2 separate regions of the Homo sapiens genome follow, and region 2 is linked to region 1. A link is a loop called in an ENCODE intact Hi-C map of the cell type or tissue named here. Cell type or tissue: prostate gland. All regions are shown on one strand. Links, peaks and the distances in the headings refer to the core of each region. The heading gives the core; the rest is flanking DNA. Region 1 holds the start of CDH11 (cadherin 11). Region 2 overlaps LINC00922 (long intergenic non-protein coding RNA 922).

Region 1 (2,908 bases), core at 1-2,500:
CCAAGACATTCTCTTCCTGAGAAAATCCTGCCCCCCATTCCAAGAAGCCCCAACCAGGCGAGAGGAAGGGACTGGCGGCGCACCTCACCTGGGGCCCTTGAGGGTGGACGCAACCTCCGAGCCGCCAGTCCCTGGCGCAGGGCAAGCGCTGCGGTGTCAGTCCCGGCCCCAGTCCCGGTCCCATTCACAAGTCAGCGGCGGCTGCGAGCGGCCCCCGCGGCATCTGCTCCTCGGCCCGCGACGCTCCCCTCAGCTGGCGGCGGCCGCGGAATGAGCCGCCGAGCGCGCTAGTGGCAGGAATGAGAAACCGGGGGGAGGTGGCGGGCGGGCAGGCGGGTGCGGGGCGGGGGGGGCGGGAGGAGGGAGGCTGCCGCTGTGAGGGAAGGAAAGGGCGGGGGCTGAGAGAAGCCGAGGCTGCGAGAGGCAGCGAGATGGGCCTCGCAGAGGCTGCGGGGGCCGACCCCGTCCGCGCCCCTCCCCCCAGGGGCCCAGAGATGCTAACCCCTGGATTCGTGGCCGCCCCTCCCGCCCCGTGGCGCGGCGCTCCGACTCCCTCAGGGCTCAGATGGAGTCTGGAGCGACTGAAGTTGGGCTCCAGGGACGCACAGCCAATCAGGGAGGGCGGCGGAGGGAAGCTGGAGAGGGGTTGGGAGCCCCCATTTTCCTCCTTCCCCCAAATCCGCTCCAGCTGGCCAGGCTGGGCTCTCGCCTGGCGGGCCGGGATGGTGGTTGGGGGAAGGTATCGTCCAAGTGAGGGAAGCAATTGGGAATTCGGGAGCGCGTTCTATTCTTTCTCACTCCACCACCCCACCTTCCAAAAATCCCTCAACGTTGGCGGCTCCTGCCCAGCCCCCACCCCTCTCAATCTCCCATCCCTTGCAAACTCTTCTGGTGGCTCTGGTGGTGAAGTCGGGCGGGGAGGGAGACTTAGGACTTGGGAAGAGCCCAGTCTCCGTTCTCTCTCAGCTCTCCTCTCGTCTAGTGCCCCCCACGCAACGCCTCGGAGAGGGGTGCGCGGGGAGCGCTTCGCCGGGGTCGGCCTCGCTCCAGCTTTTGGGAGGGTGCCTTGGCCCCTACCCCAGCCAGGTATCAGTGGCCCCCGCCGGTAGTGTCACTTGTTGCCACTCCCTCGCTACAGACCCGCCAGGGCCCGGTGGAGTGTGCGTTTCTACGGGAGAAAGGGCCTAATGGGGCGCAGCGCCGGAGTCCTAGCTCCTTCCTCCGCTGTTCCCCTCACTGACGACTCGCTACCGTGAGGGTTCCCCGGGCCTGCTTCCTGCCCTCCCTCCCCGAGTCGCCGGGAGAAAGGGCTGGCAGGGCCGGGGCTTAGGAATCACGCCAAGGACTGGGCGGGGCGCTCGCGGTACCGGGAACGGCGTGGGGATCCGCACACCCAGCAGGGAACAACCATGCCTGTGTGGGGACCCCTGGCTTGAACAAGTTTGCAGGGTGGGAGGTGGAGGCAAGAGAGGAGGCGGAGGAAGGTGGAGACGCCAGTGGGTGAAGGCTAAAAAGGAACCGCCTAGGGGGACGGGGATGAGGCTGGGAAAGGAGAAGAGATGGACCCGCGAAAAAGACGGGGAAGGAGGCTGCGGAGGGAAAGCTGGGCGCCACAGCCAAGCAGTTTGAAAGGGCTAGAGGGGAGGAGACGGGCCCAGGAGTTAACGGAAAAAGAGGCCGAAAACGGAAGAGAAAGCTTGGGATCCTGAGCGCATGGGGAAGGAACCCCAGTGCGGGGCTAAGGCAAGAGCGGCCGAGCCCTGCCCTCCAGCTCCTGGTCACCAGCCCGCGGGTCCCGAGCGCCCGCAGCCGCCCGGGTTTCCACACGGCTTGGGGAGACGCCCGCGGGGGCGGGTGCCGGCGAGGCTGCCCCGGGACCTACCCTCTTCGGCCTGCGCGCCCGCGTTTTTCTTGACGACTCCAGGATCCGGGTGGCGCTGCGTGCCTGCCCCCAGTCCGCGTCCTGCGCGGAGAGGATGCCTCTGTCACCCTCTGTGTGGACGTGGCCTTTGAACTCCTCATTCCTCCACTGCGGGGGAAGAGCTGTAAGTTTCCAGCTGCCCGGTTATCTTACTCCTCAGCCTTCCCCCCACCATAGGTGTCCAAGGTGATAGCCCCCTGGGTCTCCAGTAACCCCCCAACCTCGCACCACACTCTGCGCAAGGGACGCGCGAGGACATTGACTCCCGGTGCTTTCCTGTAGAGCGCCAGAGAGCAGATCGTGGTGCCTGCCACTCCTGCCTCCCCCTGTGGGTCCCTGGCCCTGAACCTTTTCAGAGCTCTACCCTGCTTCCTCTGTCTGCCTTTTTGGCCTCTGCTGTAACCCCTAAAACTTTGGGTACTTCCCAAGCCACCGCCGAAAGTCCCCACTCTAATGAGGCATGGTGATGGTAATAGGATGATCTGGTGGCGTCATTTCAGCTTATAAATGAAGTTACTTACACAGGAGAGGATGGACAAGGGGTCCGGCTTTCCCTCAGAGGTACTCGAGTTTTGCTCTTGTTTGGCTACAAACTATTGCCTGGATTTTCTCAACCCTTCCACGTGGTCCTAGAGGGAGTGTGAAGTCACGATCAATCTGATCATACATATATTATACAAAGATGCCCGGGATCTGTAATGATTAGGACATCTCTTGATCCATGAAGCAAGTTTCATAAACTCCCTTTTGGAAGCGTGTCCAAAGATGAACCTGGCCACATGTCAGCTGACATTAGCTGGACTTTGACCTCTCCTCTCTGTTCAGCATTTATCGAATCACAACAGTTGTTTTTATAGACCATCCCTTTAGTAATGGGTGCATCAGCCGATTTTAAAAAGTAAGTTAAAAACTGCTTGATAAGTTTCCACTGACACTACACACCTGAATCAGATGGAACCTAGTGTATAGCAGCAGTCAATAACCCTT
Region 2 (2,908 bases), core at 137-2,636, 180 kb after region 1:
AACTATTCTGTATGATACTATTATATATAGTACTACATGATAATACATGTCACTGTAGATCTGTTCAAAGCCATAGAATGTACCCCACCAAGAGTGTGCTATGGACTTTGGGTGATAATAATGTGTTAATATAGGTTCATCAATTGTAAAAAAAAAAAAAAAAAAAAAAAATGCCATTGTGGTGCAGGATGTCAATAGTGGGGGAGGTTGTGCATTTGTGGGGGACAAGAGTAGTATAAGAACTCCATATACTTTTCACTCAATTTTGCTGTGAACCTAAAACTGGTCTATAAAAATAACATTTGCTAATTCAAAAAGGAAAATATAGTATTAAAAACTGAGTGCTCTCCAGAAAACGGACATAGCAAATACCAAAAAGTTAAAATAACAGCAATTAAAATAAAAATAACAACTAAGTGGTTAAACATTTACTCTGCACCCTGTCTCATTAACTCTTTATATGCATTATCTCATCTAATTCTTGCATCAGCCTGATGAGGTGTGTACTAGTATTTTCTTAAACTTGCAGATAAAGAAACTGAGTCACCAAGAGGGTAAGTCACTCCTGCCAGATGCACGTTATAGGTAGTAGAGTCAGGGTTGGCATTTAGTTCCTCTACCTTGCGCTTCGTCCCAAGACACATGCTAATGTCACATTTGTTTTCCAGATCTTGGTTAGAATGCTGATACATAAAAGTGGCCAGGACTATAAAATACAGAAGAACACTTGGAGTCTTAGATGGAAGAGGGGGGCTTCCTCCACCTCTGCAATACTGACATTTTAGACCTCATATTTCTTTATTGTGGGAAGCAGTCCTGTACATTCAGAATGTTTTGCAGCAGTTCCACTTCTACCTACTGTACGCCAATAGCACCTCCACCTTTAATGTGACAACCAAAAATGTCTCCAGACATAATGATTTTCCCCTGGGGGGCAAAATCCCCCCAGTGGAGAACCATTGCTTTACTACATGCCATCACTCCAGGTCTTGATATCAATCACAGAACCAGGCTTAATGTTTCTGTAACTACCAAATACCTAGGCCTTGCTTCACTGTGTTTTTGTCAATCTGACCTTTTCTAGCTGCCAACGATCTCTGTCCCAGCTCCATCAACAATAAAATGTAGATAATACTTTGCAGAAGTAATGTGAATTTTAAAGCACGACCTTCCTCATAGATGACAATGTCAAATAATATTTACTAAAAGACCAAGAGTATAATGATACTCAACAAATGCTGTTTATCTTTACTTTGCCCATCTCACCTAAAATGCTACAGTAAACAAAACTGAGCCCCCTCTTCTCCCCTAGTGAAATAACCTAATCACCCACAGACACTCTGAAAGAATGGATGTATTTTTTAAAAATGTCAATTCCTGAATTTGATGATTTTGCCAGTATACATTAAGTAGACATTTGGAAACATCTGAATAAAGAATGACGCTCCTTAGTTTTTAATCCATATGACTGTGCCTCTCAGACACAACCTAAAAATGACTTTCGTTAACTATGAAAGCTTCAATGGGCTATATGTGGACTGAGTCCATCCTTTCTTTTGTTTAAAACAGACCATGGTGTCATAGATTTATGTAACAATGTCTTAGAATCTGATGTGGATTAGAATTTATTTTACATTTCTGCCATAGAATTTCATTTTAATTGAAAAAGGAGATTTCTTTCTCTGTGTGTGTGTGTGTGTCTGTGTCTGTGCATCTGTGTATATACATATATGATGTCGGTATTTACTTTGTGTTTATATGTGTAAGTGTATGTTCATATATACTTTCATGTCTATACATATTTATGTACTTCTATGCATCAAGAGGAAAATTATATTGCTGACATAAAGCTATCTGTATCAGATGAAGATGGAAAAAGAAAGTTTAACATATTGGCCAATCTGCATAGAGAGCGCATACACAATTGCAGCCCATCTTGGGAGGCAAAAGCAGTACTTTCTTGCTTCTAATGGCTTGATAATAGCCATTATCCGCAACAATGTAAATGAAAAGAAAATAAAAAGAGGCATTTTTATGCACTGCCCATTAAGAGCAGCATGCATATAAACTCATGAACTTGGAAAATAAATAAACGGACTGGTTGCTAAGCAAAAGCTTGATTTCATTTCCAGTCCTATCGATGGGCATTTTGTCATTAAAAAGATAAAGCTGTTTAAGCTGTCCCAAGGGAAAGACTTAAAGTGGGATAAAAAAGAATCCAGTGGAGTATGCAGACCTGAGCCAATTTTAAATAATTGCCATTCCACCCTGAAGCCAGAGATTGTGTTAAGACGTGGCCCAGCAGCCACTGGGAGCAGGGCCTTCCTACAGGAGGTGCCACATACCCAATTTGTCACACCATGGAGCCCTATGGGAACAACCCCAAGGCAAAGATAGAGGAGTCCTTGCCTTCACTATGTGATAAAATGATGCTTAAAGACCTGTATATCTTCCTTGCTGGTTTGTCATGTGGCCTCATATATCTTTGGAATAGTGTCTGTGAATCATGGAATGAAACTCAAGAGGTCGTTTGGTCCAGCTGCTTGTCCTAACCTCTCTAAATCAATTTAGCTCCATAAGTCCCATTTGTATCAATCCACTAAAAGGTACTAACTTTATTTCTGGGTGCATTAACTCAGTAAATGACTTAATATATATGGAGTGCATAATAGTGCCTGTGCATAATAGACAGTCAATATATGACCATTTCTGCTGTTCCTTATATTTAACATTTTTTTAAAGTCTGCTGATGTAAGAAACTTGATTGCCTTTGAAATTAGACATAGCTACATTCCAATTATGACTGTGTGTTCTTGAGTGAGGACTTGGCATCTATGAGCCTTAGTTCCTTAATTTATAACACAGGGATGAGAATACTTCATGCATTTCATGATTGTTGTGAGAATTA

The links. Peaks named below come from ENCODE experiments on the same cell type or tissue, not always from the same donor. Only the 100,000 strongest peaks of a DNase experiment are listed, where the experiment ranks them.
Region 2: it touches region 1 in a loop (2.4-fold over the local background); 13 of 110 quality-filtered maps call a loop at or near these places.

Annotation. Positions count from the first base shown.
Region 1 is chr16:65,121,792-65,124,699 of GRCh38, forward strand. CDH11 (cadherin 11) reads right to left here and starts at 272. Exons shown (of 13, transcript NM_001797.4): 1 at 89-272. In prostate gland, for the core only: no CTCF peak of the experiment used is centred there; DNase peaks (open chromatin) are centred at 390, 500 and 1,220; H3K4me3 peaks cover 2,414 bases; H3K27ac peaks cover 2,361 bases.
Region 2 is chr16:65,303,512-65,306,419 of GRCh38, forward strand. All of the region lies in intron 9 of LINC00922 (long intergenic non-protein coding RNA 922), which reads right to left. All of the region lies in intron 2 of LOC124903780 (a long non-coding RNA gene), which reads left to right. Among named protein-coding and RNA genes, the nearest start is that of LINC02126, 130 kb to the left of the region's middle. In prostate gland, for the core only: no CTCF peak of the experiment used is centred there; no DNase peak of the experiment used is centred there.